Regions from separate parts of the Homo sapiens genome. Here regions 2 and 3 are each linked to region 1. Evidence: chromatin loops called from intact Hi-C (ENCODE). Cell type or tissue: PC-3. All regions are shown on one strand.

The links. Hi-C counts contacts between places; a loop is a spot of excess contacts. Peaks named below come from ENCODE experiments on the same cell type or tissue, not always from the same donor. Only the 100,000 strongest peaks of a DNase experiment are listed, where the experiment ranks them.
Region 2: it touches region 1 in a loop (7-fold over the local background); 8 of 110 quality-filtered maps call a loop at or near these places.
Region 3: a loop joins it to region 1, with 13 times the contacts of the local background. A loop is called at or near these places in 40 of 110 quality-filtered maps.

Annotation. Positions count from the first base shown.
Region 1 is chrX:70,450,007-70,458,006 of GRCh38, reverse strand. DLG3 (discs large MAGUK scaffold protein 3) reads right to left here. Exons shown (of 19, transcript NM_021120.4): 5 at 7,702-7,838; 6 at 7,224-7,368; 7 at 5,981-6,140; 8 at 4,214-4,370; 9 at 3,691-3,793. DLG3-AS1 (DLG3 antisense RNA 1) reads left to right here and starts at 2,013. Exons shown (of 2, transcript NR_109801.1): 1 at 2,013-2,062; 2 at 4,701-5,051. It also overlaps the pseudogene RNU4-81P. RefSeq lists silencers at 2,836-3,065, 2,803-3,229, 5,458-5,547. In PC-3, CTCF peaks have their summits at 3,439 (motif pointing left), 5,576 and 5,778; DNase peaks (open chromatin) are centred at 3,096 and 3,416; H3K4me3 peaks cover 4,718 bases; H3K27ac peaks cover 3,192 bases.
Region 2 is chrX:70,765,012-70,773,011 of GRCh38, reverse strand. All of the region lies in intron 9 of TEX11 (testis expressed 11), which reads left to right. Among named protein-coding and RNA genes, the nearest start is that of SNORD3E, 77 kb to the left of the region's middle. In PC-3, CTCF peaks have their summits at 2,966 and 3,168 (motif pointing left); no DNase peak of the experiment used is centred here; H3K27me3 peaks cover 783 bases.
Region 3 is chrX:70,661,912-70,669,911 of GRCh38, reverse strand. The region is part of intron 16 of TEX11 (testis expressed 11); the gene reads left to right. Among named protein-coding and RNA genes, the nearest start is that of SNORD3E, 180 kb to the left of the region's middle. In PC-3, a CTCF peak has its summit at 4,970 (motif pointing right); no DNase peak of the experiment used is centred here; H3K27me3 peaks cover 1,538 bases.

The DNA.
Region 1 (8,000 bases):
CTACTCAGGAGGCTGAGGTGGGAGGATGGCTTGAGCTTGAGGGGCAGAGGTTGCAGTGAGCCGAGATCGTGCTACTGCACTCCAGCCTGGGCAACAGAGCCTGACACTGTCTCACACACACACACAAAAAGTTTTAGGCCGGGCACAGTGGCTCACTCCTGTAATCCCAGCACTTTGGGAGGCCGAGGCGGGCGGATCACAAGGTCAGGAGATTGAGACCATCCTGGCTAACATGGTGAAACCCCGTCTCTACTAAAAATACAAAAAATTAGCCGGGCGTGGTGGCGAGCACCTGTAGTCCCAGCTACTGGGGAGGCTGAGGCAGGAGAATCGCTTGAACTTGGGAGGCAGAGCTTGCAGTGAGCCGAGATCGTGCCACTGCACTCCAGCCTGGGCGACAGAGCAAGACTCCGTCTCAAAAAAAAAAAAAAAGTCCTAAAACGTACTGTGGTGATGGAGGCACAACTATACCTAAAGTCACTGAAATATATATCTAAATGAGGAAACTGTATGGTAAATGACTTACCTCTCAATAACACCATTTTAAAAAGGAGACAAATTGTCTTACTCTGATTGTTCTATTAGTCAAACCTATTTTTTAAATCTCTCATGCTAAAGGCTGCACTGGTTTGGCAAAGGTGCCTCAGAGGCCACCATGGAGATCACTCTAACCTTCCCCTCCACATCCATCTTTCTTTCCCTTACACTCTTCCTAGTCTGTCCTCTGTTAATTCCCCAGTATCCTTCCTGTTGCTCCTCCACTTTTAACTAGGTGTTAGGTCCCTCAGGTGTTCACAAGCATGGTCTGTCCCAACTGGTAGACCTCAGGATTAAGCTGATTTGCTGACCCTCTGATGCTGACCTTCAGCAACTTTCCCTTCTTAGACAAGTTATATCTTGGCTCTCTTGTCATTGTTTCAGTATGCACAATGAAGAATTGGACCACTTGATCCTTTCCAGCTCTCACATTCACGTGAAGAAAAAAAAATTCAAGTAATGAACACTTACTTGGCCAATCACATGCAAGGTCTCTTGCCAACCAACATACATGTATTTGGATTATTCATTTTGTAAATACCCACCGTGATGTAATCCTCTGAAGAACCACACTTGTTTATAAATTGATCAACATGGAGTCCTTATTTTTAAAAACTAGCACTTTACCAAAGAAAATTTAGAGCCCAACACAGAATGCTTGACAGTCCCTCTGGACCAGTCTCCAGGGATCTGTTTTCAAAAGGGGAAAAAAAAAAAAGCTTTTGCATGTTGGGGACTTGCTGGATTTACCAAACCAAAGGAGGAAGTAAGATTGATTGGGGTGGCAGAGCCTTAACAACAGTGGTTCACCTAAATCCTAAGAGAAGAAAGGCCTTATTTGGCAAGTAGTAGAAAGAACTAGCATAAAACAGCACCTCAACCTACATTATAAACTCTCAGAAATATGCTCAGAGAGCAATAAACACTGCAGGAATCCCCTTACCCTGGACAACCTGCAGCTTTTTATGCAAGCCAGTTGCATTCCCCTAACAAGTCATAGAAATATGTAGTCACTAGTATCCAGCATACCCCCACCACACACAATTCACAGTATTGTTTCCATGTGCCCAACATCAGAGAGCAAAACCGAAAGAAACATCAATTTCTCCTACAACATACACACACAAATACGCAAGAAAAACCATTTCCTTTGCAGAACCTGTGTTGTCTAAGTTGTGGGCATGAAATGCACAAATATTAGTTGCTAATAAAAATCAGACGGTTAGCTCTGTACTGGAAAGCGAACAGCACACACATAAATCATAAAAAAACAATATCCCTAAGGTGCGTTCCTGATCAGTAAGCTGAAAACCAAACAAGGAGAGAAATGACTCAAAGTGTCCATTTGCATCCCTCTTTCTCATTACCTCAGACCAACAAGCTCTCTCTCCTGTGAGTTACCTCCCTGCACTTCTGTCCTCGATCAGAAGAGCCTCGTGGAAAAGGTCGCAGGCTCTCTCTTCTTTCCCTTCAGGATCTTGAGGCACTGAAGGAGCATGGGGGGAGGGGAACGGAAAGGACAAAGGTAGGCGCTTTCCATCCCTTTCGGCTTGGCGACGGGGCTCCCAGCCTCTCCCCCTCTCATCGCGGAAATAGAGCACCTGCCAGGGAGAGGTCGGTCCCTTCCACCTTAGTAATCGGCCCACAGGGCCTAGGTGTCCCAGGAGCCCAGGCGCTGCAGCCCTAGGGGACAAAGGGGAGGAGGAGGCGAAAGAAGTCGGGAATGGTACGAATCCCTTGCAAACAAAAGGGAGGGGGCAGAATACCAAGCCGGTCGCGGCTGTTCTCAGAGGTGGACAGGTTGGGTGGAGAAATGGGTGTCGGGGGAGGGGAAGATTTAGAAAATTCCTCTAGGGCAAGGGATTAGGGAGCTGCTTGGGGGCGCAGCAGCCAGCAGGAAGGGGGCTGAGGCAGGACAGAGGCCCTGGGGTGAGAAGGGGGCACAGCTCGCTGTGGGGGAGAGGTGATGGCTAAGAGGTGAAGGCCAGACTGGGCCCAGTGTAGGGTGAGGGGGCGCTGAGCCCCGCGCGGCGCTCCGAGGGGCCCTGAGGAGGGTCTCAGAAGGAGCCTGGGGGCACGCAACGAAGGCATTCGAGGGAGAGGGCAGAATTGGGGCACGCAGTGTTGGAAAAGAGGCTGAGAACAGAGCCGTAGAGAGGTTAGGGGGGACTGCGAGGGGGCCTGACCCCCGTCCGCCCCACCTCACCTGGCGCCGGGTCGGAGTCCAGATCTAGTGCTGAGAAAGCGCCAGCTCCGGCCAGTCCCTCCGTCCCGCGCGGGAGACCACGGACACAAAGCGGGGCGCGCGGGAGGAGGGGAGGAGAGAGGAGGGGGAAGGAGGGAGGAGGAGGAGACGCCTGAGGCGCGCGATGGGGGGAAGGAGGGGCGCCTGCCGCCCTCCTCCTGGGTCAGGGGGCGGGGCATGCGGCTGGAGGCCGCCCTCAGCCGGCCAATGGCCACTCCACTGGCCCGCAGGCTAGGGCGCGCCTTCCCGCGGCTCACCTCGGCACCTGGGCCTCGGTTGGCCCCAGCCAATCAAACGCCTTTATTTGCATGACCAGCCCCGCCCATTCGCCCCAGCCAAGGACTGCTCACTGAGAATACAAAGAAGGCCCCCCGGAGGGGAGGGAGTCGACTCCAGTTGGCCTATCCCAAGGGCATAGTATCACCTTTTCAGCGCGTTTATGGGTCTTTCACGGTCATCTTGATGAGGGGAGGGGAGTGGGGGTCACAGAGGTTTGGCCCAAGATCTCTTAAGAGGTCGGATCTCTTCTACCTGAGGTCCTTCTAACCAAGAGCTGCTCTCCTCTTCCAGGGCACACAGTTCCCAGTCTTCTCCTGTGGGCCCTCCGCCCCCTCCCCTTTTTCCAGTCGCCCTAATCTTTGGATGCTGCTTCCAGTAGGCTGCTGCCCACTACTGGCCTTCTCCTGCACTGCAGCCCACATCAGCAGGCTCTGAGCACAGCCTTAATTGATGCTTTCAAGCCGCCCAAACCAACCCCTACCCAGCAGGAAAAGGAGAGAGGAAGAGGTTACTGCTCTAGGTAGAAGGGACCTGGTCAAGTGGCTTTGTTACCTAGGATGGCAAAAAGCCAACACATAATATAAGTCTAACTCCCCCACATCATCTCTTCCCACCTTCCCTTCTCCTACCTTCAGGTCTGTACTGGGCCACAATGGTGACTGACTGGCCGGCCCGTTTCAGAGCAGCTGCAGCCTGCTCATGAGTTGCATTCCTCAGATTCACTCCATTCACCTGTCCAAAGAGAGAAGCTGTGAGCCACCCCAAAAGCAAGAAAGAGGGTCCTCTGCATTAGCAGTTAGGAGAGGGAGATGGGTACCCCACCCCTAAGCCTGTTTAGATGCCTTTCCCAATATTCCAACCTTGCCCCTAAAACAAGGCCTAAAGGATACGACATCTCTAGTGTAACAATTATCTTCATAAAGGTCAAATGCCAATCAGGGTTAAGATCCAATAGGCATTCATTTCCTCTTCAAAGATAAGTCTAGTCCCGGTCCCTGTCACTAAGGATGTCTATAAAAACAAGAGAAGTTTTCTCCAGTCCTTAGCCCTCCCTTCATCTCAAGAAGCATTCCTCGGAGGAAGTAAGGTCTCTCGCTCTCCATTTTAGACTGGCACAGTTCCCATCCTCCCACCTCTCCTTTGTCTCCTCACCGATAAGATCCGGTCTCCCCTGCGCAGCTCCCCACTCAGGTCAGCTGGGCCTCCTGCCAGGATGAAGGAGACAAAAATGCCTTCTCCATCCTCTCCTCCTACGATGTTGAAGCCCAGGCCTGTGGAGCCTTTGTGCAGGATGATCTTGCGAGGCTCTCTGGTGGGAAAGGAGTGGAGGAGTCAGGACTAGGTAGATATGGACTGTTGTCCTTTGAGGGCCAGCCTGGAACAAGGTCCATACTTGCTGTAGGGAGTAAGGACGTGGTTCCCTATGTATGATACCCTGAGCCTCCCTTTGTCTCCTGAAACCTGCTTGGCTGCTGTTCTGTCAGGTGCCAAGTTTCAGTTCCTCTTCCCTCCCTTCTTCCCGAGGGCTTGCAGTCAACTTCCCAGTGGACAGTCCCCTACTCTCTCGGGTGAACAAATCCCTACCCTGAACTCCAGAGACCAAATCTCAGGCCCACTCACTGGTCCTCTTCCTTCCCAGATTCTCCTATCCTACCAACCCGTGTGATGGACCCTGGACCACAAGAAGAGGAAGCAGTTAGGGGCAGTGGAGTCACCCTGGGGTTGACTGCACTCATCATCCACAGGATGTGCACACTTACTTCACAGACACTCTTCTGCAGTCTCAAAATCTCACCCATCAACTATGACCCCTCCTACCTGCTGCCCCAACAACATATTTAATCAGCAGCTAACACTATGTAGCCCCAGGGGGTTGCAGCGCCTGGGTTCTTAGGGGGATCCCAGGTCCCCAAAAGGAGTTTAGAATCCAAACTGAAGAGAGCAGACAAGCACATGAGAAATGCGAATAAAACTAACCACATCTAAGGAAGCCCTCTGTAAAAGGTCACAGTGTCATCCGCCCAACTCCCAGGGCACGTTCCCGGCCCACCGCCTTCACTTGTTACAAGCATCTTTCCTCGGAGGAGCCCAAAGCCCCACGCAAGACTCTTCCTTTCTTGCTCCCAGTCTCAGGGGCGAGACTCCCTCCCTGAGTCCCGGATGCTCTTGCTCCTAGCCCTCCACTCCTACCTGGCATCCCCTCCGGGCCGCAGGGAGCGGAGCGGCCAGGCCCACCTCTGCGAAGCCCTCCTCCAGGCCGAAGCGGAGGCGGAGCCCAAGCCCATGGCCAAGCCGGAGCCCGAGAACTTGCGGGCCCTCTCCATAGCTCCTCTCTCTCTCCCCTGGCTGCCTACCCTTCCGGCTCCACTGCTGCCTGCCCGCCAGCCTCTCGGGCCCCACCCTGCAAACCTGTCCCCCGGAACCCCAGCCGGCCCGACCAGTTCCAGGCCCCGCGCAGCCGCTGCCGCCGCCGCTGCCGCCAGCGGGGCGGGGCCGTTGCCGGCGAGGCCACCGGGCCGGTCAGAGTCCCGCCAGCCCCACCGGCTGAACTGCTTTCTTCTCTAATTTGAAATGGTTGCAGCAGAGCGGGCTGCAACTATCTCAGGGCAGGAAACTCCGCTGCCCTCGCCTCCTCAGCCCCCTAAACGCTCCACCCCATCCTTTCTTTATCTGCACTTTTGGACCGGGGCCACTCACTCGGCACTCCCCCTGATGGTAGAGCTTGTCCCTGCAGCCACTTCTGTCCCTCTCTAGGTCCCCAAGGCCTGAGAGAGGGCCTCGGACCCCAAAGCCGGGAGTGATGAGGGCCTTATCCTCTTCTTTGCCATACTACAAGGAGCCTGTGGCCGGCCAGAAACGGATTCCTCCCCTCCCCAATTTCTGGGTAGATTGAATGGGATGTTGGGGGCGGGGTCTTACCTGGTGAAGTCCTCCTCAGCCAGCATGTGCCTGGGAATAGGAGAGTAGCGGGTGGGGGGAACCTGAGGAGGAGCAGGGTAGCTGACCTTGCTCTCCACAGCCCCGAGATAACCCAGGCTGGAATTATGGCTTATGTGGTTGTCAGCCAAGGCAGTAAAAGCTGGAATCAAGAAAGGGAGAGAAAAGTTCAGAGACTGGTCCAGGGAGGTACCCCAAACTCCTCAAGGACTTTCCCCCACACCCCACTTCAGATGCAAAAGAGACCAAGGGATGCTGATTCCTCAGGCCGCACCTCCCCACTCCATCCACCCGCCACCCAGGGTTCCTCCTCCGCAGTCCCTTTCTAAATCCTTGGCTCACTCCTGTGAGTCTTAGAAAGAGCTGAAGTCAAGGCAGTCTACAAAGAAAGGCATGACTAGAGGTGTGACTAATAATAATCCCTCACATCTCTATAGCCTAATACAGTTTTCCAAGGGTTTTCTCATCCATGATCTCATTTGATCCTTGCAGCAGTCCTATGAGGAAGGCAGCACATACATCATTAGCTCCCTTTTGCCAAAGAGGAAACAAAAAACAGGTGAAAGGGACTTGTCTAAGGGCACCCAGCTCTAAGGGACAGAGCTGGGGGCCAGGCACGGTGGCTCAAGCCTGTAATCCCAGCACTTTGGGAGGCCGAGGTGGGTGGATCACGAGGTCAGGAGATCGAGACCATCCTTGCCAACATGGAGAAACCCCGTCTCTACTAAAAATACAAAAAATTAGCCAGGCATGGTGGCAGGCACCTGTAATCCCAGCTACTCGGGAGGCTGAGGCAGGAGAATTGCTTGAACCCAGGAGGTGGAGTTCGCAGTGAGCTGACATCGTGCCACTGCACTCCAGCCTGGCGACAGAGCAAGACTCCGTCTCAAACAAACAAACAAAAAAACAAAGACAGAACTGGGATCTGGACTCAGTTCTGTGCACTATCCTCTGCGGCTTCTCTCTCTCCTCTTTTTAAAATTCACTCTCCATAGAAATTGTCAAAAATTGCCAATGCTGACTCTATGGCAAGTCTTCACGATGGGGTACTGAGCAAAGTTTTCAATTAGCAATAATGGCGCCTCAGATAAACCTTATTGGCTGCTACAGTGCCACCACTGAGCAAAGCTGCTTGCCCTCTCTTAACAAAGGGTATGAACTTCTTCCCCTCCAGAAACCAGGGGACAGAGCTTTAGACCAGGGACAGGGGCTGATGAGTACGTACTGCTGGCGTAGTCAGGGGGAGCGTACATGTCGTTGAGGTGGAGGCTGCCTGGCTTGGCCACCTTCAAATACACCATATCAGATGTGTTCTTCAGTGAGGCCACAGCTTCCTCGTGCCTCACATCCTGCAGATTGGTGTTGTTCACCTAGAAGAGGAGAGGCCTCAGGCTGGGACTTGGAAGAAGGAGAGGCTTCTCCAGGGAACTCGAGGGATGCCTTTTCAGTGAAATTCAACAGCATGCTAACAAAGGCCCAAGTATAGTGCTGTGAGGAGCAGAGGCAGGAGGTAGGGGATAGGGCAAGACCCTGGCCACAGAAAGAATTAGGGCCTTTGTATCTGGGCAAACACAACACAGATGATAACTCTTGAAATTCCCCCATGATGCCTCATCCCTGAGTGAGGTTTAGGCGGAGTAAGGGGTACTGGAGCTCCTCCTCCCTACCCTACCATTTGGGCATCCCCATGAAGTCTGTCTCACCGCCAGCAGCCGGTCCCCAATCTGTAGGCGTCCATCCTTCTGAGCAGCACCCCCCTCAATGATCTTGGTGATGTAGATGCTGTTGTCTCCTGGGATGTGCTGGTTGCCAATACCCCCAGCAATGCTGAAACCCAGGCCTGAGCGGGAGCCAGCAGGAGGTGGGAGAGGGCCACAAGGAGAGGTTAAAGTGTTGTCGATCCCAAATCCAAACCCCCTCCCCCAGCCAACCCACTGGCCCCACAGGAGCTCCCCCCGGGGGATCCAAACGCTAAGCTGCCATCCTGAGATGAGTAAGGGTG
Region 2 (8,000 bases), 320 kb before region 1:
TGTTTTCCTTTATGGAGTCCCATAAATTCCATAGGCTTTCTTCACTCTTTTTCATTCTTTTTTTGTCCCTCTGATTGGGTAATTTCAAATGGCCTGTCTTTGAGTTTGCTGATTATTCTGCTTCAGAGAGTCTTCTGTTGAAGCTCTCTGTATGGCCGTTTTTAGTTTCATCATTGTATTGTCCTGCTCCAAAATTTCTGTTTCATTCTTTTTTATGTTTCTTGTTTTTGAACCTCTTCTTATTTTGCTTATATATTTTCTGGTTTTGTTTAGTTGTCTGTGTTCGCTTGTAATTAACTGAGCTCCTTTAAGGTGATTATTTTGAATTCTTTTTCAGGCAGTTTATAGATACTCATTTCTTTAGAATTGGTGACTGGTGCTTTAATTTATTCCTTTGGTGGTGTCGTTTCCTTGATTATTATTTAAAAAGAATTTTTTTAAACAAGGTCTCACTCTGTCACCAGGCTGCAGTGCAGTGTTGTGATCACGACTCACTGCAGCCTCAACCTCCTAGGCCCAAAGAATCTTCCCACCTCAGCCTCCCATATCTGCTGGGACCACAGGTGTGCGTCACCATGCCTGACTAATTTTTAAATTTTTGTATAGATGGGGCCTCCCTAAGTTGCCCAGGCTGGTCTTGAATTCCTGAACTAAAGTGATCCTCCCACCACAGCCTCCCAAAGTGCTGGGATTATAGGTATGAGCCACCACACCTGGCCTTGATTATTTTTTATCTTTGTGGCCTTGAGTTGGTATCTGCACATTTAAACAAATAGGCACACTTTTTCAATATTTACAGACTTGCTTCAGCAGGGAAAGCCCTTTACCAGTCTGCCTGTCTAGTGATTCTGGGTGGGTCATCTCATGAAGACCATGGGCAAATTTTCTGCTGGAGTTCTCAGGTATGCTGACCTAGTGCCTGTGTCTGCATGGCCAGCCTGGAATCTGGGTTTGTGTGGTCCATCCTGGCACTGAGGCAGGCCATGAACTTGGGTAAGAGGCCAGCATAAAGCTTCGTGCCATGAGGACTGATCTAGCACTGAGGCTAATGTGGTCAGTCTCCTGTTGGGATAAGCCTAGAGCCTGGGGCTATGGGGGTGGGTCCATAACTGGGACACGCCTGGAGGCTGGGTTCATGAGGCAAGCCTGGAGCTTTGGGCAATAGGAGCTAACTTGGCGCTGGGGCAGGCTTGAAGTCTGGGTCCATAGTGGTGGGCCTAAGACCTCCTATTTTCTAGTTATGGTAAATTAAATGTAGGGAACAGTCAAAATGGAAGAGTTCCAGACATAGATACAGTAAAAATATAGTTTAAAACTTCTTTGCTTATTAAAAAAGTTATTTGTGGTTGTCATAAAATCTTAAGCATCACAAAAATATGTATTATGGATTGTAAAGTGAGCATCTATTCCATACTCAAAAACAGAATCATTGAAATGGATTTGGAAGATTTAAGGAGTTTTTTTTAAGTTTTTTTCAAAATAGATTGCATTTAAAAAAGATTAATGGAATGAAGTAAAGCCAAAGAGTATACACAGGAAAATTTGTAATTGGTGATCTCCTGTTATATTAGAGACAATGAGATAAATTGGTAAAATAACAGAAGACATTTGAATTGGACAACATCCAAGAGAGTTGGATAAAACCCTGAAGATGTTCTGTAAAAAATAATATAACATTGACCATAATAAATGAGATTTAATGACATTACTTCTTTGACTTATAGGTTAGAGACTAGGTCCTTATGCTTATAAATTCTTGAAGAAGAGAGTTCTTTGTAGGTTAACAAAAATGAGAGTATTTCTCAATGCAGAGAAAGGGAGCTCTGTGCTGCTTTTCTCCCAATAGGGATACAACCAGATCATAGTTTTTTCAGCATCCTTCTTTTATGGTTACAGTTTATATTATCTTTTTTTAAACAAACACGTAAATTTATTGCTGCTAGATTTTGGGGATGTTAGTAAACGATTGTGTAGGCAGTATGTTAGGGGAGGAGTAAATTTTTGAGATCCTTTTCCAGCACCATTTAAAATTATCTATATACTAATCTGAAACCTGTCTCTGTTGGTAAGTAATGTGAGTTGCTTTCTATTGGTCAGGAATAGTTTTTTTTCTTGACGGAATATCTCTGAGTTTGGAGGGAAGTGTGTCTCTTTTCTGCCTGTATAAAACTTATTGTATACCTCTTTGAGTTAAAAGAAAAACCCAGCAAAAAATATACTGTTGCTTTCTAAATTCATAGTGCTTAGGTTTGGTAAACCTAGATTACGTAATTTCTTTTTTTTTATTTTAAATTTGTATTTGTACATAACAGGTATACATCTTTTCAGGGAACATGTGATAATTTAATATATTTATATACTTTGTAAAACATCAAATCAATGTAATTGGGATATATATCCATGAACTTAAATATTTGTCTTTTTTTTCTTTTATTATTATACTTTAAGTTTTAGGGTACATGTGCACATTGTGCAGGTTAGTTACATATGTATACATGTGCCATGCTGGTGCGCTGCACCCACTAACTCATCATCTAGCATTAGGTATATCTCCCAATGCTATCCCTCCCCTCTCCCAGATTATGTAATTTCTATACTGCATTTAAAAGAACTATTATATTTACCCTAAGGATAGTATTTAAATAGGGGATATGTTTATTTATTATTGTTTTGCCTTTACTATATTTAGGTAGGAATATATATCACCAGAGGTCTTATATTGAGAAATAAAGGAAATAACAAAGAAATTATAAATGTATTTACGTGCACAAATATTGATGTTCCATCCCACAAGGCCAAAGGACGTTTGTACCAGTTTTAATGTACTTAATGTTCATTCCTTTATTTTCCCTTCTCTTCTCAGCCTGAGGCCCTGAGAATCTGACATTATTAGGCAATGTGATCTAAGGGAAGGTCTCAGAGCTGGCAGAAAATTTGTTAATGATAAACTGTGACCTTGAATCACTCAGTTAACTACTATGTACCACAATATCCTCACCTGAAAAATAGGTGCAATATTATGTGTGTCACAGGCATGGAATGAGGATAACAGAAGAAATATAGTAGTTCTTTGAAAAGCTAAGGGTTTACATATACGGTGATAAAATTATTAACTAAAAATCAGCCTATACAAGGCTTATTTTTAATGGAAAGGTAGGTATTAGCACCATCTAGTGGAAACATAATGAATTGTATAATAGCATTTTCAATACGGAAAATAATTTAATATAGATAACTCTTTAGAGCTGGAAGAAATCTTACAGATCACCTATTTAGTAATTTAGAGATTATGTTCTGTGGTGTCCTTATATTCTACCAGAAGAGCCTCAGGACCTCCTTTAAGAGAAAGAAGAGTCTTTTCCACAATTCTCAGATTCTCATGTTGCTTCAAATAGAGAAGTTAGGCTTTAATCAGTTTTTTATATATGTCCTTGTAAGATTTTGTTTGAAAAAATGATTCACCTTCTTAGAAAATGTTTGAAAATGACTGATTTAGATTAACTCATCTTTGTACAGATAAGGAAATCTAAATTTAGGGAGCTTGAGACTTGTTTGAGGGCACATAGTTGGAACAATAGATCTCTAGTCTTTTAGGAATAGTTTTTCTCTAAAGGTCAGTAGTGATGTCCTTTCTTTTATTCTTGATTGTAGTAATTTGAGCCTTCTCTCTTCTTTTCTTGGTCAGTGTTGCTAAAGGTGTCCATTTTTTGATATATTGAAAGCATAAACTTTTGAGTTTGTTGATTTTTCTCTATTGTTTTTTAGTGATCAATTTCATTTATTTCCATTGTAATCTATAATTTCCCCCCTCTGTGCTTGATTTATGCTTAGTTTGCTCTTCCTTTTCCCTTTTCCTAAGGTGAAAGGTTAGCATATTGATTTGAGATCTTTTAAAAATTACTGATGTTTATAGCTATACATTTTCCTTTAACTGTTGCTTTAGTTGTACCTCCTAAGTTTTGGTGTGTGCATTTTCCTTTTTGTTCATCTCAAGGTATTTTCTAATTCCCCTTGTAATTTATTCTTTGACCCATTTGGTTATGTAGACGTGTGTTGTTAGATTTTCACACTTGGTAATTTCCTCATTTCTTTTTTGTTCTTGATTTCTAATTTAATTCAATGTAGACAAGGAACTGTTAAATCTACTATGGCCTTTTATGGCCTAGGATATGTTCTATTCTGAAGAATGTTCTATGTGCAATTAAGAATTTATAGTCTGCTATTATTGGGTGGATTGTTGATATGGTTTGGCTCTGTGTCTCCACCCAACTCTCATCTCGAATTGTAATCCCCACATGTCAAGAGAGAGACCTGGTGGGAGGTGATTGGATCATGGGGCTGGTTTCCTCCATGCTGTTCTCATGATAGTGAGTTCTCATGAGATCTGATGGTTTTATCAGGGGCTCTTCCCCCTTTGCCCTCTCTCTCTTGCCTGCTGCCATGTAACATGTACCTGCTTCTATTTCTGCCATGACTGTATGTTTCCCGAGGCCTCCCCAGTCATGTGGAACTGTGAGTCAATTAAACCTCTTTTCTTTATAAATTACCCTGTCTTAGACAGTTCTTTATGGCAGTGTGAAAATGGACTAATTCAAGTGCGCTACCGATGTCTATTAGGTCTAGTAGATTTATAGTGTTCTTCAAGTCTTATATATACTTTTTGATGTTCTGTCTAGTTGTTCCATCTATTATTATTAATTATTTTGGCTAGATATTTTATTTATTTTTAATTTTTGTGGGTACATATTAGGTATACATATTTATGGGATACATGAGATGCTTCAATACAGGCATGCAATGTGAAATAATCACATCATGGAAAATGGGCTATCTATGCCTTCGAGCATTTATCCTTTGTGTTACAAACAATCCAATTATACTATTTTAGTTATTTTAAAATGTTCAGTTGAGTTCTTCTTGACTATACTCTCCCTGTTGCGCTATCAAATAGTAGGTTTTATTCCTTCTTTTAAACTATTTTTTATAACCATTAATCATCCTCACCTCCCCTCACCAAACCACCCCCAAACCCTTTCCAGCCTCTGGTAACCATCCTTCTACTCTCTGTGTCCATGTGTTCAATTGCTTTGATTTTTAGGTCCCACAAATAAGTGAGAACATGTGATGTTTGTCTTTCCGTGCCTGGCTTATTTCACTTAACATAATGATCTCCAGATTCATTTATGTTGTTGCAAATGACAGAATCTCACTCTTTTTTATGGCTAAATAAGACTCCACTGTATAAATGTACCACATTTCTTTATCCATTCATCTATCCGTGGATACTTAGGTTGTTTCCAAATCTTGGCTATTGTGAACAGTGCTGCAACAAACATAGGAGTGCAGATATCTCTTCAATATACTGATTTCCTTTCTTCTGGGTATATAACCAGCAGTGGGGTTGCTGGATCATATGGTAGCTCAATTTTTAGTTTTTTGAGGAAACTCCAAACTGTTCTCCATAGTGGTTGTACTAATTTACATCCCTGCCAACATTGTGCAAGGGTTCCCTTTTCTCCACCCCTTTTCTCCACACCCTCACCAGCATTTGTTATTGCCTGTCTTTTGGATATAAGCCATTTTAACTGAGTGGAGATGATATCTCATTGTAGTTTTGATTTGCATTGTTCTGATGATCAATGACGTTGAGCATCTTTCATGTGTCTGCCTGCCATTTGTGTGTCTTCTGTGAGAAATGTCTAAATCGTTTCCTCATTTTTTGATTGGATCATCAGATTTTCCCCTGTAGAGTTATTTAAGCTTCTTATATATTCTGCTCATTAACCCCTTATTAGATGGGTAATTTGCACACATTTTCTTCAGTTCTGTGGGTCGTCTCTTCATTTTGTTTATTGCTTCCTTTGCTGTGCAGAAGATTTTAAACTTGATGTGATCCCAGTTGTCCATTTTTGCTTTTGTGTCAGTGCTTGTGGGGTATTACTTAAGAAATCTTTGCCCAGACTGATGTTATAGAGATTTTCTCCAATGTTTTCTTGTAGTAGTTTCATAGTTTGAGGAGTTAGATTTAAGTCTTTAATCTATTTTTATTTGATTTTTGTATATGATGAGAGATAGGGGTCTAGTTTCATTCTTCTGCATATTGGATTCCCCAGCACCATTTCTTCAAGACTCTTTCTTTTCTCCAGTGTATGTGCTTGACACTCAAAATGAGTTCACTGTTAGGTGTGTGGATTTGTTTCTGGGATCTCTATTCTGTTCCATTGGTCTATGTGTCTGTTTTCATGCCAGTACCATGCTATTTTGGTTACTATAGCTCTTTAGTATAATTGGTAGTCAGGTAGTGTGATTCCTCCAGATTTGTTCTTTTCGCTTAGGATAGCTTTGACTATTCTGGGTGTTTTGTGGTTCCATATACATTTCAGGATTTTTTTTTTCTATTTCTATGAAGAATGTCATTGGTATTTTGATAGGGATTGCAGCAAATCTGTAGATTGCTTTGGGTAGTATGGACATGTTAACAGTATTGGTTCTTCCAATTCATTAACATGTAATATCTTTCCACTTTTTGGTGTCCTCTTTAATTTCTTTCTTTCTTTCTTTTTCTGAGATGGAGCTTCTTTCTTTTTTTTTTCTTTTTTTGAGACAGAGTCTTGCTCTGTCACCCAGGCTGGAGTGTAGTGGCGCAATCTCAGCTCACTGCAACTTCTACCACCTGGGTTCAAGTGATTCTTCTGCCACAGCCTCCCAAGTAGCTGAGATTACAGGCACGCACCACCATGCCCAGCTAAGTTTTATATTTTTAGTAGAGCCAGGGTTTCACCATGTTGGCCAGGTTGTTCTGGAACTCCTGACTTCAAGTGATCTGCCTTCCTCAGCCTCCCAAAGTGCTGGGATTACAGGTGTGAGACACCATGCCCGGTCCTCTTCAATTTATTTCATCAGTGTTTTATAGTTGTCATTATAGGGATCTTTCACTTCTTTGGTTAATTCATAGATGTTTAATTTTATTTGTGGCTATTGTAAATAGGATTACTTCTTTTATATCTTTTTCACATTGTTCACTCTTGGCTTATAGAAATGCTACTGATTTTTATATGTTGATTTTGTATCCTGCAACTTTACTGAACTTTTAAATCAGTTTTAATAGTTTTTGGTGTAGTCTTTAGGTTTTTCCAAATGTGACATTATATCTTCTGCAAGCAAAGATAATTTGACTTCTTTTTTTCCAAAGTGGATGTTCGTCATTTCTTCTTTTCTGATTGCTTTAGCTAAGACTTCCAGTAGTATGTTGAATAATAGTGATGACAGTGGGCATCCTTGTTGTGTTCCAGATCTTAGAGGAAAGGCTTTCAGTTCTTCCCCATTCCTTATGATACTAGCTGTGGGTCTGTTATATATGGCTTTTATTATGTTAAGTTATGTTCCTTGTATCCCCAGTTTTTTTGAGGGTTTATATCATGAAGGGATGTTGGATTTTCTCAAATGCTTTTTCAGCATCAATTGAAATGATCATATGGTTTTTATCCTTCATTCTGTTGATATGATGTATCACATTGATTGATTTGTATATGTTGAACGATGTTTGCATCCCAAGGGTGGATCACACTTGGTCATGATGATCTTTTTAATATATTGGGCTTGTTGTTGTTGTTGTTTTGAGACAAAGTCTTGCTCTGTCACCCAGGCTGGAGTGCTGGAGTGCAGTGGCATGATCTCCATTCACTGCAACCTCTGCTTCCTGAGTTCAAGTGATTCTCGTGCCTCAGCCACCCGAGTAGCTGGGATTACAGGCTTGTGCCACCACGCCCAGCTAATTTCTGTGGTTTTAGTAGAGATGGGGTTTCACCATGTTGGCCAGGCTAGTCTCGAACTCCTGGCCTTAAGTGATTCGCCTGCCTCGGCCTCCCAAACTGCTGGGATTACAGGTGTGAGCCACCGCACTCGGCCATATATTGCTGAATTTGATTTGCTAATATTTTGTCGAGGATTTTTGCATCAATATTCATCAGATATATTGGCCTGTAGTTTTCTTTTTTTGA
Region 3 (8,000 bases), 210 kb before region 1:
TCAGGACAAAATTCTAGAAGGTAAAGAAGATAAAAGCTTGTTTAAAGATAGAACGGAAATACTTTCCAAAGCAATTAGGACATTTCTTCCTTTGGTTATCATATGGTATGCACGTAATGAGGGGTATTGGCTCTTAGAAGGACAAAGAACTAGAAGGACAAGTGTGAACCCAAATGAAATATGAAGGTTTTTGTTGCCTTTCAAGTTTTAATGACAGGTCTAACCTTTGTTCACCTAGGTGATTAAGGGTAATGATTCCAGATGTTTTCTTTGAAGGTTTATTTTTGAAGAGTTGTTTATCTGACTTAAATACTTTAGATTTTCTTTCAAGAAAATATTTGCTATTTAGTTTATATGTTATAAAGTCACAGCCCTGGAAGAGAACTTGAAATGTTACTTAATTCATCATAATGTTGTACAGGCTAGCATTTAACTGTTTCAGAAAATAGTTACCTACAGTTTAAGATCTAAAAGGAAGATGATCATGTAGATTTTGTTACCTAATTCTGCACAGGACAGCACTATTTCAGAAAGGTAGTTGCCTACTGTTTACTTAAAGACTAATAAAGAAGGCAATCACAGAGCCTTTATAACTTCCATGATTTATGACACAGTGAGCTAGGCAGCTTGGGAAGGACCTATATCTGGATGTAGACATGCTAGTTGGGGAATGGATGCATTTGCAGGCCAAGGGAGGATATCTAATCAGCCAGTCAGGAAAGAAAGAAAGAACACAGTACCAGACATTATGCTAGGCTCTGAGGTTACAGAGATGAACAAAGTATAGTTGCCTTCAACTCACTCAAGCAGCTGACATCATGGTATCCTAATGGGCAGATAAGCAGAGCATGGCAATGAGAGAAATCTAAATGTTGGAAATAGTCCGTAAGTCAGGCACACAGGTGGTTGGCATCACATAAACATAACAGCAGGGAACAGGGTTTCAATCACAGATATTTGGACTCTGAGACAGTACACAAATCTTTGAGGAATAGGAGTGTGTGCAGACATACTAGAAAGAGCAAAGTAGATCTCCACAACTAAAGGGGCCAGGATATGAGGCTGTTTTTAAGAGCAGATCCCCTGCATAGGGAGCCAAACTGGGAAGCAATGACCAGAAGAGGAATACAAGTTGACTAGATACAGTTTTCTGAGACTTAAGCAATGCTACTTACATCTCTTCTAATGTCAAGTTTGGTCCTAGAGCCTAGTATAGCACTGACTTTATAATTGGAAATTCAAATGGTATTAATAGTGAGGTTAGGAAGAATAGGAGAACAGTAAACCAGGTGTATTTTAATGGTGCGTACTCAATATGTAACTGTATCATTTATGGCCAGATTAGTGGTGAAACCAAAGGATATTTTGAATATATTCAAGGTAACTTTGTTGGTTACTGTTAGTATATTTCTCCATTTCATCCTTGTCTTGAATTTAGCAGACATTGATTGGATACCCTCCATATACAATGAATATCCTCTTATGCACTAGGACAGACAGAAAGGTGAAAAAAATACACAATCCATCATATTTTAATAATCCCACCTCGCCAGTGTCTAACCTTTGTTAGCTTTCATTGTCTTTCTTCACTCCTTCCTTTGAGTTGCTTGAGCATTGTTGGGAAAATTTATGAAACCATGTTTATTGGGTTTGCTAAAATTTCATGGTTTTTCAGCTAGGTAGTCAATAATACTGACTCTTGTTGAGTTTTTATCACATTCCCCACAGTGATAATTCCAAAACATTTTTTTTCTGTCCTTAAGCACCCATGCTTTCTCCTTTGTTGTAGCAAAAGATCTTATCGTGTGATTTGCTGAGCTTGTAGCCACTGACATGAACTTCATCAATTTCTCACCTCTTCACCCATCCTTTCTTTTCTCTTACCTACGAGAAAGAAGTAACTTTGTCTGGGGACCTTACTCTACAGATCTCAACCCTAGCTGTTTAATCATTCTCTACTGTTTCTTTTTTATTTTTTTTTTTTGAGACAGAGTCTCACTCTTGTTGCCCAGGCTGGAGTGCAATGGTGCTATCTCAGCTCACTGCAACCTCCGCCTCCTGAGCTCAAGCAATTCTCCTGTCTCAGCCTCCTGAGTAGCTGGGATTACAGGCATGGGCCACCACGCCTGGGTAATTTTTTATATTTTTAGTAGAGACAGGGTTTCACCTTTTTGGCCAGGCTGGTCTCGAACTCCTGACCTCATGATCTGCCCGCCTCGGCCTCCCAAAGTGCTGGGATTACAGGCGTGAGCCACCGCGCCCGGCCTACTGTTTCTTTCTCCTGTCACTATAATTACCTTGAAGTCTTCTTTATCCAAAAACCTTCCTTCAACTTTGTAATCCTCCTCAAACTTCAGTTCTGTGTCCTTCTTTTTGTTGCCAAACTTTCTAATCCAATTTTTTAGTGTTCATTCATTCAAAAATATTTATTTATTGTCTCCTATGTGTTAAGTACTGTTCTAGGCATTGGGGATATAGTAATGAACAAAATATATAAAAACCTTTATCCACATGGACAAATACTGCTGTCCCCATTATTTTCCACTAGGAGAGGCAAACAATAAAAAGATAAATAAGTATTATGTTATATTATAGGGGTCAACAAACTTTCTGTAAAGAACCACAGTAAATATTTTAGGTTTTGCAGGCCATACAGTCTGTGCTGAAACTAATCAACTCTGTTGTTGTGCCTTGAAAATAGCCATAGACAGTATGTAATCAAATTGGTGTGGCTGTGTTCCAATAAAACTATGTTTTGGAATACTGAAATTTGAATTTCATGTAATTTTTGTGTGTCATAAAATATGATTCTTTTGATTTATTTCAGGCACTTAAAATGTAAAATTGTTCTAACTTATGAACTGTACAAAAAATATGGTGAGCCAGATTTTGCCCAAAGGCTATAGTTTGTTGACTCCTGGTATATTAAATATTGATAAGTGCTAAGGAGAAAACTAAGCAGGAAAGGGTGATATTAAATGTTTCAGAGGCGGATGAATGGTTGAACTTTTAGATAGGGTGGTCAGGGAAGTCCTCACTGAGAAGATTGTTTTTAAGTAGAGACCTGAGGAAAAAGAGCATTCCAGATGGAGGGAATAACAACTGCAAAGGCCCTAGGGTATTTAAAGAATGGCAAAGAGACCTTTGTGGCTGGAGCTGAGGGAACATTAGGAGAATTAGGAGATGTGATCAGGGAAGTAGTGGTGTCTTAGTCTGTTTCGTGTTGGTATAACAGAATACCTAAGACTGAGTAATTAATAAAGAAAATAGGTTTATTTAAGCTCATGATTCTGCAGGCTGGGAAGTTCAAGGGCCATGGTGCTGGCATTTGCTTGGCTTCTGGTGAGGGCTTTTGTGCTAGATCAAAACATAGCAGAAAGTCAAAGGGAAGTAGACTCATGCCAGGAGACATAATCCAAGGGGCTTTCTGGCTTTATAACAACCTACTTTCATGGAAACTGTTTCTGTTTTATTTCCTTGTATACTATGTTTGTCCTCAACTGGAGTACTTGCTGCTTCCTAGCCATGATCTATGTTTTCTACCTCAGTATCTTTTTTCATGCTTCTTCATTGCAAATTACCTCTTTCCTGCATCCCTAAAATTCCCTTTTCAAAGCCTAGCTTAAAATTCCCTTTTTCAAAGCCTAACTCTTAATGACATTCTTAGCTTCCTGAGGAAATTTCCTTGTCTTGCCTTTCCTCCAAGACTTTGTAACAGTTCTGTTTATCCCTAGATACTTGTTTTCTCATTATATTTTAGTTATTTCTATACCTGCCTTAGTCATCTATTGGACTGTCAGTCACCTCCTTGAGGACAGAGACCATATCTTATCTTTATTTGCCCTTGTACCCAGCATAGTGCCTAATGCATAGTAGATGCTCATTACATTAAAAATAGTTATAAAGACTCAATAAATACCTGTCAATCAACTTCTTCTGATATAGGAATTCCATTTCCTCATGCTATTTCTGTCCTTGCTACTATGCATAATTTGGAAATTAATAGTGATTAAGATCTGTGAGTGCTCTTTGATTATCAGAACTGAATGAGATTATATTATTAAAAATCATCCCACTATAACTTTCTCCAGCTCAGCTCTTTTCTCTTTTGAGGGTGAGAACGCATTTTATTTTGATTTAAAATGAAATATTGAATCATAGGTCAGAAGTTAATTTGGGCAGGCCAATGGAGTTGAGAAATAGACTCCCTTGAACTTTTTAGTAGATTAGGTTACAGATTCATTAGCTCGCACACTTGGCAACCTCTTTTTGAGATAACAATGCCAATTATAGATCATTTCTTTGGTTTGTTTTCTAAATTGTATAAATAAAAATTTTTTAATTGCTATTATCCATTCAGATATCTTCAGTACTTTGCATGAGACAATATTAAACAATGTTGTTTCATAGATATCAACTCTGCCTTTGAGGTGTTTGTAGTGCCTTAAGCCTGGTATCCTGATTTTGCTATATTATTTTTGAGGATTTAAAAATATTTGGTTTGTGCAAGTCATAGGTTTGAATGGATTAAGGATGAAGGAAATGAGCTTGGGTTCTAAATACAGAAGCAGTTTATCACACCTTGATATAATGGGATTTTGCTGCAAACCATAATAAAACCTTAATGTTAGTTGACAGATGGATAATGACTTGTTTTGGTGATAGTCTGTGTAAGTTAATGGGAATGCACAATTGGGTACTCTTTAACTCAGTACAGAAGTCCCATCCTCAGCTTGCAACTGCAGTTTAGGTACATGAATGTCATTAGCACTACTATAGTTTGATAAAACTGAACCACACTCTCAAACCACAGAATGGCTGTAAGACTTACAACAGACACAAAGATGAGACTATTCATAGAATATTTATGTGACCTAAAGTGAAGACAGTTATGTCTCATGTGCTGGTTATATATTGTTTCTCTTTACCATATAAAGTTCGAAAAATGAGCTTGGGACCAGCAGACATAAACTAGTGATATTCACTAGATGGCACTGTGGCCTCTGTACTTCATCAGCTTGTGCTTGACTGATTCTGAGGGTTTTTTTTTTTTTTTTTGTAATTCTTAGGTAGATGTACCTTTCCCACAAATGCATCTATATGGATGCAAAAAAAAAAAACCACTAAAGAAACATAAGATGAAGGTCAGCTGTGACTCATTTGATACAGCTATACTGTAAAAATACCCTGACTGAGATTCCAACTCAACAAATATTAAATGCCTAATCTGTGCCAAGCACTATAGAATAAGTAGAAGACATGATCTATTCTGTAAGTGAGCCTAAAATATTAATGCAGAAACAATATTTACATATATAAAATAATTAGAAAATAATAAAAGGCTGTTCAATCACACATCATTGTGTGGTATGTACCATATGAACTTAGAATAGGAATATATAGATGAGGACGTTTGTGAATATTGATTGAATGTACATATGATGTGAAGCTGAAAAGGGTAACTGATTTGTTAGAAGATAGAGTCAGATCTGAAGGGACCTTAATAGGTTGAAATGATGAGCCTATTCTAGCAAGACGAAGACAAACAGGAAACAACAAAACATCCTATAATTGGATCCCAAAACCAATTGTACAAGAACAAAGTAGATAAAATATGGCTCTAAAAGCAGCATATGTGAGTCACTTGGTACATTTTATTGACTATAAGCACTGCATAAGCCAAAAATACTAAGAAAGTTTACTCAAATTAGGTTGAATCAATAGAGATTTAATGTATAGAAGGAGAAAAAGTGGCAATCACCCTCTATTCTGCTCTGGTTAGAATATATCTGAAGTACAGATTCAATCAAACGCAGACTGAAAATATTCAGAAAAAAGCAATTTAGAAAATAGCAATACAACATAGAAAATAATGCAAATATAAAACAATACAGTGTAACTACTATTTACAGAACATTTACGTTGCATTAGGTGTAAGTAATCTAGAGATTATTTAAAGTATACAAAAGGATGTGTGTAGGTTATATGCAACTACTATAAGGAACTTGAGCATCTGCAGATTGTGATATCCGAGGGTGTCCTGGAACCAATCCTCTAAAGATACGAGGGAACAACTGTATAGACAGCCCTTGACTTACAAGGGTTCGATTTAGGATTTATCAATCTTATGATAGTATGAAAGCAATACTCATTCAATAAGCTCCTCAAGTTACCATGGGGTTATGTCTGGATAAATCCGTCATAGGTTGAAAATGCACTTTCTATTTAGGATATTTTCAGTTTACCATGGGTTTATCAGGATGTAACCCCATCATTAGTTGAGGAGCATCTGTATTGTATTGGATTGAGGGGCACCACTTATAAAGGAGGATATTGACAAACCCAAGTGTGCCAAGAGGAAGGCACTGAGGATGGTGAGAGCACTAAAAATCATCTAATTTGAAGAATAAAGGAAGTGTGGATGTTAAACTTGGGAAATGGAAGATTTACGAGAAACACGATAGCTTTCTTCCAATATTTGAATGGCTGTCAGGGAGTAAAGAAATTAAATTTATTTCATGAGTGTTTCCATGGGTGAGACCTACAAGGAGTGAGATTTTGGATTATCATAAGGAAACCCTTTCTTAATTATTTGACCTACCAAAACAATGAAATGGATTTTCTTAAAATAGAGTGAATTCTGTCTTCTTGAATATATTTAAGTAAAGACTGAATGACTTGGTATAAATGTTATAGAGGAGATTCAAGCATCAGAAGAATTTTTTGACTAAGAGAACTTTGAGGTATCTTCTGCCCACATTTTTCTGAAATATCAGTATAACCTGATAAAATGTATTATAGTCAAAGAGGATTTTGTGGGGGACTAGGCTCATTAATCACTGAATTTGAAAACTAAAGGAACCCTTGCAAGTCATTACTAATTTATTTTAAAATGAATTTATAAAAATATAATTTACATACAAAAATGCATTCATTTTAGGTATAGTTCAATAATTTTGACAACTTTATACCCCAAATTTACCCACTACCATGGTCTAGATATAGAAGACTTCCATTATCCTGAGAGATTTCCTTGTGTTCCTTCCCAGTCAATCCTCACCTCCACTCCCAGCCCCAGGCAATGACTGGTATGCTTTCTATCACTATAGGTTAGATTTATCTTTCCTAGAGTTTCATATAAATGGAATTACACGGTATGTACTTTACCTTTTTTTTAAATCTGGCTTCTTTCACTCAATTTTAGAATTTTAGAGAATCTCTTCTGGCTTGTAGAGTTTCTGCCGAGAGATCAGCTGTTAGTCTGATGGGCTTCCCTTTGTGGGTAACCCGACCTTTCTCTCTGGCTGCACTTAACATTTTTTCCTTCATTTCAACTTTGGTGAATCTGACAATTATGTGTCTTGGAGTTGCTCTTCTCGAGGAGTATCTTTGTGGCATTCTCTGTATTTCCTGAATCTGAATGTTGGCCTGCCTTGCTAGATTGGGGAAGTTCTCCTGGATAATATCCTGCAGAGTGTTTTCCAATTTGGTTGCATTCTCCCCGTCACTTTCAGGTACACCAATCAGACATAGATTTGGTCTTTTCACATAGTCCCATATTTCTTGGAGGCTTTTTTCATTTCTTTTTATTCTTTTTTCTCTAAACTTCTCTTCTCGCTTCATTTCATTCATTTGATCTTCCATCGCTGATACCCTTTCTTCCAGTTGATCGAATCGGCTACTGAGGCTTGTGCATTCTCCACGTAGTTCTCGTACCATGGTTTTCAGCTCCATCAGGTCCTTGAAGGACTTCTCTGCATTGGTTATTCTAGTTAGCCATTTGTCTAATCTTTTTTCAAGGTTTTTTACTTATTTGCCATGGGTTTGAATGTCCTCCTTTAGCTCGGAGTAGTTTGATCGTCTGAAGCCTTCTCTCAACTCGTCAAAGTCATTCTCTATCCAGCTTTGTTCCGTTGCTGATGAGGAGCTGCATTCCTTTGGAGGAGGAGAGGCAATCTGATTTTTAGAATTTTCAGTTTTTCTGCTCTGTTTTTTCCCCA